Regions from separate parts of the Homo sapiens genome. Here region 1 is linked to region 2. The links are chromatin contacts, found by Hi-C or POLR2A ChIA-PET in ENCODE. All regions are on one chromosome and are shown on one strand. Each heading gives the region's core, a stretch centred on a gene start or an enhancer-like site at or near the end of the contact. The rest is flanking DNA. Distances are from core to core; before and after follow the strand shown. Region 1 overlaps LOC643339 (a long non-coding RNA gene). Region 2 holds the start of LINC02413 (long intergenic non-protein coding RNA 2413).

Evidence for each region. Hi-C counts contacts between places; a loop is a spot of excess contacts on that map. ChIA-PET counts read pairs that join two places held with the same protein, here RNA polymerase II (POLR2A). Pooled maps may share reads with other maps.
Region 1: a loop to region 2 is called in a map of ascending aorta, with 3 times the contacts of the local background. The contact joins the enhancer-like site here to the promoter of LINC02413 in region 2. A Hi-C loop is called at or near these places in 3 of 168 maps with a recorded cell type or tissue (Caco-2, Calu3 and ascending aorta), 7 of 37 single-sample maps with no recorded cell type and 9 of 50 pooled maps. POLR2A ChIA-PET finds 5 or more read pairs at or near these places in 4 of 52 experiments (AG04450, OCI-LY7, T-cell and 1 more).

Annotation. Positions count from the first base shown.
Region 1 is chr12:93,300,995-93,304,726 of GRCh38, forward strand. All of the region lies in intron 2 of LOC643339 (a long non-coding RNA gene), which reads right to left. Among named protein-coding and RNA genes, the nearest start is that of NUDT4, 75 kb to the right of the region's middle. RefSeq lists enhancers at 2,082-2,141, 2,162-2,211. Within about 2 kb of position 1,782, at least 5 of the 41 ENCODE cell types and tissues checked have a DNase peak (open chromatin) inside an H3K27ac peak, as active enhancers do; they include ascending aorta, where a contact is called at or near this core.
Region 2 is chr12:92,988,247-92,992,010 of GRCh38, forward strand. It overlaps LINC02413 (long intergenic non-protein coding RNA 2413), which reads left to right and starts at 2,499. Exons shown (of 4, transcript XR_945212.3): 1 at 2,499-2,564. RefSeq lists an enhancer at 1-43.

The DNA of each region.
Region 1 (3,732 bases), core at 532-3,031, 310 kb after region 2:
TCTCAAGGTCACACAGCTGGTCAGTGGCAGAGTCAGATTCAAACTCGGACAATCAACTCCAAATCCCACTTTCTTAACCTCTGTGTAAATGGGTATTTGCCATATAGTGAGGGCACAAAGCCATCACTCTACCTCTTCTTGGAGAAGTAAAAAACAAAAAATAATCAAATCAAAGTGATGATTTACATTTTTTAAGCACACGAAATGCAAGAATTCCAACCATCAGATTGTGAATGCCATTATTTTTGGTGCTGTAAAACATATTAATAGTTAAATCTAAGTCTACATTTTAATATACATCTAGTCTCCAAAGCAAACAAGATGTAATGTGATTTGTAATATGCACTTGTCAAGTCCTGCTTTATTTATTTATATATTTATTTATTTATTTATTTATTGAGACAGAGTCTTGCTCTGCACCCAGGCTGGAGTGCAGTGGCAGGAGCTTGGCTCACTGCAACCTCTGCCTCCTGGGCTCAAACGATCCTCCCACCTCAGCCTGCCAAATAGCTGGGATCACAGATGCATGCCACCACATCAGCTATTTTTTTGTATTTTTAGTAGAGACGGGGTCTCGCCATGTTGCCCAGGCTGATCTCAAACTCCTGAGCTCAAGTAATCCGCCAGCCTTGGCCTCCCAAAGTGCTGGGATTACAGGCATGAGCCACTGCGCCCGACCCTAAATCATGCTTTTTTATATAATCTATTTAGAGTAAATTAAGTAGCATACGTCATTTGTTTAAGGAAAAGTTAAAGCTGGTGTTTATATGCATTATAAGTATTATTACAGAACATATTAAGACATACTTCAATATAATCTTTAAAAACATAATTCTCTTAAGTTGATTTTTTCTTTTTTTTTGAGACAAAGTTTCACTCTTGCCCAGTGAAGCAGCATGATCATAGCTCACTACAGCCTCAACTTCCTGGGCTTAAGCAATCCTCCTGCCTCAGGCACCTGAGTAGCTGGGACTATAGGTGCCCATCATCATGTCAGGCTAATTTTGAAAAATTTTTTTTTTTTGAGACGGAGTCTTGCTCTGTTGCCCCAGGCTGGAGTACAGTGGCGAGATCTCAGCTCACTGCAACCTCTGCCTCCCAGATTCAAGTGATTCTCCTGCCTCAGCCTCTTGAGTAGCTTGGACTACAGGCGCCTACCACCATACTTGGCTAATTTTTTTGTATTTTTAGCAGAGATGAGGTTTCACTATGTTGGCCAGGCTAGTCTCAAACTCCTGACCTCAGTTGATCTGCCCACCTCGGCCTCCCAAAGTGTTGGGATTACAGGCGTGAGCCACTGCACCAGGCCCTAATTTTTTTTTTTTTCTTTTGTAGAGATGAGGTCTCGCTATGTTGCCCAGGCTGGTCTTGAACTCCTGACCTCAAGCAATCTCTCACCTTGGCCTCCCAAAGTGCTACAGTTATAGGCATGAGCCACTGCACCTGGCATTAAGTTGATTTTTAAAAACCTAAAATAATTTCTTTATTTCCTAACTACTTTGCAGAAATAACATAATGACTTTAGTTCCTTAGAGGGGATCATAACATTATTTATTACTGTAAAATAGATTTGAATTTTAAAAGATCAGGAACTACTGCTTGGCACCGAGGTGTAATTTCTGCCATTTTGAGACATATTCCATAACCCAGGGATCCCCACAAACAACTACGACAAGAATAAATATGAGATCCTTTCCATTCCAGGGTTTGTGGTAGAGGGTTTAGCTTTGACTTGGACCCCTTACTGAGTGACTAACCATTACACAGACAGAGCTTGTGACCTCATGGACATGCTCAGCTGGTGAGCTATTCTGCCAGGAGCTCAGTGCTATTTTCATTTGGCTTTAATCTTTCCTAGATCAAGACATAGCCTTCTTTGAAAAGCCAGGTTTAGTAAGATATACACATGACGTATTCTCAGAAATGAAAGAAAACACTTTTAGCTTCCTTCCCTAGTTACCAAAACTCTAGAACTTACTGTAACCCTAATAGCAGCCAAAAAGAAGGTCTTTTCTCTTGACCCTTGGCTGACCCTTCTTCCACTTCCACGAATTTTCTCCCTCTTTCTGGCTATGGCATAAGTTTTGTTCCCCTTGAGATTCAGCCCTTAACAGAAATAATTCAGGCAGGGTAACAGAATGTTCTAGAGCACTCAGCCATGACTACTGAGCACTCAAAATATAGCTACAGTGACAGAGAAAGGAGATTGTAATTAATTTAAACTTTAATTTGAAAACTTGGACCAGATTTAGTTATTGAAGAACTTCTACATAATTTAGTTATTGGAGAATTTCTGCATATGTTTGGAATAACTTTGATATGTAAATCTACTTTTTCAACTGTAAATTTTGTGAAACCTAAATTTTATAAAATCTAATTTTATGAAATTTTATGAAATCTAAATACAGACCAAGTATTTCCAATGAAAATTTAGTCTCCAAACCGAGATGTGCTATGTGTTACATCCACACCAGATTTCAAAGACTTAGCACAAAAAAAGTAACTGTCTCATTAATAGTTTTTATATTGATTACATGTTGAAATGATAATATTTTGGCTATATTGGGTTAAAGGAAATATATTATTAAAATTAATCTCACATGGTTCTTTTTACTTTTTAATGTGGCTATTAGAACACTTTAAATAATATATGGGGCTCACATTATTTCTATCAGATGGTGATGGTCTACAGCATGGGTGATAGTGTCACAGAGACTAAGCTCCCCCGACTTGCTGGCTGTGTGACTTTAAGCCATCTTCTTAACCTCTTTATTATTTTATTTTATTTTATTTTTGAGACAGAGTCTCACTCTGTCGCCCTGGCTAGAGTGCAGTGGCACAATCTTGGCTCACTGCAACCTCTGCCTCCCGGGTTCAAGCGATTCTCATGCCTCAGCCACCTGAATAGTTGGGATTACAAGCATCTGCCACCATGCCTGGCTAATTTTTGTATTTTTAGTAGAGACGGGGTTTCACCATGTTGCCCAGGCTGGTCTCGAACTCCTGGCCTCAGGTGATCCACCCACCTAGGCCTCCCAAAGTGCTGGGAGTACAGGTGTCAGCCACCGTGCCTGGTCTACTTAGCCTCTTTAAACTTCTGTTTACTCATCTGCAAACTGAAGAAAATATTGGCCGGGCGTGGTGGCTCACTCCTTTAATCCCAACACTTTGGGAGACCAAGGCAGGCGGATCGCCTGAGGTTAGGAGTTCGAGACCAGCCTGACCAACATGGAGAAACCCCATCTCTATTAAAAATACAAAATTAGCTGGTCCAGATGGCGCATGCCTGCAATCCTAGCTACTCGGGAGGCTGAGGCAGGAGAATTGCTTGAACCTGGGAGGTGGAGGTTGCTGTGAGCCAAGATCACGCCATTGCACTCCAGCCTTGGTAACAAGAGAGAGACTCCATCTCAAAAAAAAAAGAAAGAAAGAAAAGAAAATATTACAATTTTCTGAATAGGCATACAGTGAATTTTACATGAGACAGTGAGCATAAACTGTGCCTGACTTATAGTAAAATATTCTGCAAATATTCACTTTTATTATCATTGTTATTATTCTCTAGCAATCATCCAGATGTTTAGCAAAAGAATGCCTCAAAATAAATATTAGTTCCCTATGGGTTGCCTCTTGTATCTCATGACTAGATAAATTGTAACCTCATTTTCCAAAATGAAAAAAAAGGGACTTGAGGTCAGATACAGGTTTTTCTCATATTTGTCAGTTTTTTAG
Region 2 (3,764 bases), core at 1,249-3,748:
TCTGCAAAAAAAATCTTCAGAAGAGGAAATGAAACAAATAAGCGAGTTCTTAAAAAAGCTTTTGAGCTCTCTAAATGAGCAATAGTTGAGGCAGCTTTGATAGTCCAAAGCTAACCTCAAGGCTGGGATTCTTTTATTTATTTATTTATTTATTTATTTATTTATTTATTTATTTATTTATTATTTTGTAGAGATGGGAAGGGGAGGGGTCTCACTATGTTGCCCAGCCTGGTCTTAAACTCCAGGCCTCAAGCAGTCCTCCAGCCTTGGCCTCCCAAAGTGTTGGAATTACAGGCATGAGCCACTGTGCCAGGAAAAGGTTAAGAGTCCTTTTTTTTTTTTTTTTTTTAACTTCAAGGCTGAGATTCTTAATCCTAGTACTCTAGACGTCATATTCCAGTGATCAGATGCAGAATCCATAAGTGCTCTGACAGGTCTTATCATTATGTGTGGTGTTTTCACTTAGTGAGTGCCCTTGTTTTGTCAGTTCAAGGTGGCTTGCTTAGTTACTTTATTGTAATGTTCAATGGCTAAACTTTAAACAAAAATCAATAAAGGGCAAGGAATGAGTTTGCAAAAACTATCAGCCACTTCCCTCAATTTAATTGTAAAATCAATCAAATCTGTTTTTTGGCACAGTGCAAGGAAAACATCTATTTGTCCAATAAACTGTCTCATTGATTAAATGGTTCATTTGGAAGAGATAACAAAAGTCTAAGATTTTAATCTCAAGGAAAAATGTATCTTGCAAACATGTTTTCAAGATCCTGAGATCATATTATTTTCCTTTAAGGATTTGCTTCATCCCAGGTGTTCATCTAATCCTACTTTTGCTATTTTTAATCATTATTCATCTATGTAAAATGGAAAATCTATTTAGATGCTTAAAAGTCAACGTAAGCTCACAAACCTGAATTTCAGCAACTAAAAAGGGAGAAGTAATAATGATTCAGTTCTTACTGGGAGCTACTTTATACACTATTTTATTTGGACCTCATAACAACTATATGAGAGAGAACTGTGCACTCTCTGCCAGGGGTTAGGGTTAACATAAAGCCAAAACCCAGGCAGGTCACGAAAATGAGCAAAGCAGGCCAGTTATGAGTGCTGTCACCTTACAAGGAGGTGGAAACAATGTTTCCGGATCCTGTTTCTTAAGAGAAGCCAAAAGATTTACGTAAAGTCTCCTGATTTTTTTTCAATGGTGGTAATTGATTAAAATAAATATTTCCAATACTGTATGTACTGAATAAAGAAAATTTGGGGCTGACCCTGGCCCAGCAACTGCCACTTAGCAATGTCTGGTATTGAAGTGAAAATAAGGCTCAGGGCTGGGCACGGTGGCTCATGCCTGTAATCCTAGCACTTTAGGAGGCCATGGTGGGCAGATTGCTTGAACCCAGGAGTTCCAGACTAGCCTGGGCAACATGATGAAATCCTGTCTCTACAAAAAGTACCAAAAAAAATCAGCCAAGCATGGTGGCAGGCACCTGTAGTCTCAGCTACTTGGGAGGCTGAGGTGGGAGGATTGCTTGAGTCCAGGAGGCCGAGGTTGCAGTGAGCTGAGATTACACTACTACACTTCTGCCTGGGCAACAGAGCAAGACTCTGTCTCAAAAAGAAAAGGCTCAGGAAGGTGACATCACTATGCTAATTCAAGGAGGAATGAAAGAGTGACCTCATGGGACAGTAGATCAGAGAATGTTCTACCTGGTGGCCAGCCTATTTGTGGGGAGGGGTCCCTAAGAAGAGGCTGTATGCTGGCTTGGGTTATGGAGGGCCAAAGCTCAGGGGCCTGGGGGAAGGAGAGAAGCTTAACCAAAGTTTGGCTAACAGGCATTTTGTTCTGATTGATCAGTGGTGACAAGCAGTTCAGCTAGTCATTTAGGAGGTCAAAAACAGAAGACTGGAAGATCCCTATCTAGTTTTGTCATCAGTAGACAAAGGGGCACTCATGAAACTTGTCTAAGTCATACGGGGAAGGGTGGCCCCTTGCAGTAAGTCATTTTCCAGAACGTAAAAGGGCAATGGGCTTTCTTAACCTTCAGGTAAAATTCCACTTTGTCAAAACATAAGCATGATGTAGACAAAGGTTGAGAGTGAGATCAGGCTTATTGCCCAGTCTTAAGCCATTTAAACCCAAGGTGGACTTTCCCCTCAGGAAAGAAGGGAAGGAAAGAAGCTAGGAAGGCCCTGGCTAGGTTCTGTGTGGGTTGGGGAATGTGAATCCTGATGGAGCAGCCTAAAGAAGTCAAGCAGTCCTGTAGCAGCAGCCGTGGGGGAGGTTCCTCCTGGGAGTGGAGGAGGGCGAGTGCTGCAGGTCCATCAGTGGAAATGGGAATGGACCATTAGGCGGAGAAGACTTATCGAAGCTGCGAAGTCCAAGATCAAGGTGCCAGCAGATTCTGTTCCTGGTGAAGGCTATCTTCCTGTTTTGCAGGTGGCTACCTTCTCGCTGTGTCCTCATATGGTGGAGAGTGAGACTTCATCTAAAAAGAAAAAAAAAAACCCACTCCGGACATAGTGACTGTAGCTGGGTCTTGGACTGCAAGAAGACCATCCTGGTGAGAAGATCTTGACCACAGGTGATATTCACCTTGGATAAAAAACATTCTGATAATTCAGAATGTTTGTGCAAATAAGATTTCTAACCCAGTTCTATGGAGGTATAATTTATATATGGTAAAATTCACCTCTTTAGGTATTCAGTTTATGAATTTTGAGAAATGCAATCACCAGCCACTACAGTGAAGATTCAGAACATTTCCATCACCCCAGAAAGCCTCCTAGTGACCCTTTGGAGTCAGTCCCCTCCCCTCAGCCTGAGCTCCTGGTGACCAGTGATCTGATTTCTATCCATGTACTTCTCCCTTTTCCAGAGCATCACCTGAGTGGAACCGCACAGTATTCCACCACAGTATTTTGCATCCGACTTCTTTTCCTTGGCATGTGCTTTTGAGATTCATCCTTTGCTGTTATATTATCAGTGGTTTGTTCCTTTTTGTGGAGAGTATTTTATTGTTTGGATATACCACAGTGTGTTTATTAGTTTATCGCCAGTAGATGGACATTTGTATTGTTTCCTGTTTCTGGCTGTTAGGAATAAAGTTAATATAAATATAAAAAAAAAAAAACCCAATAAAACAAGAAGCTAGAAAGTTGCTAGTTTTCAGTAGAGGGGGACAGGCTGCTGTAGAAGCTCAGGACTGCTCTGCTTTTGGCACCCAAAGGTGAGAGTGTTTTGCTGAAGGCAGCAGCTGTGAGGAGTGACAACTCCACCAAAGTCAAGGAAGCAGGTGTAGAACAGGCAGGTCATAGGTGGCAATCTGTGGTCCTAAAATACCCTGGAAAAGACCGGGAGCCCTTACAGGATTGAGAAACCAAGAGAAAATGTGGGGCAAAAAAATTCCTCAGGTTTCATTCACAGTCATCCCCACAGCCATCTTAAGTCATCAAGAAAGATTCGGAAAAGCTCCGAGAATCAGCAGATGGGGGCTAGTGCAAAATAATACTTTTTGTCTTAATTATTAGTAATCTCAATCCCTCACTCAATTCTTAGGTTGATGCCTGGGAGGTAATATTTACTACCTTGCATTTCCATAAATGGTGACCTTTTTTATATGGATGTTGGACACCAGGGAATGCTCTTAAGTTAACTGCATTTCATCAGATCCCCCTACTATTTAAATTGATCTTATTTCTATCATTTCACCTCAAGATTTATTGTTCTTATCTTACATTCTAAAGAACTGAGGGCTGTCTTT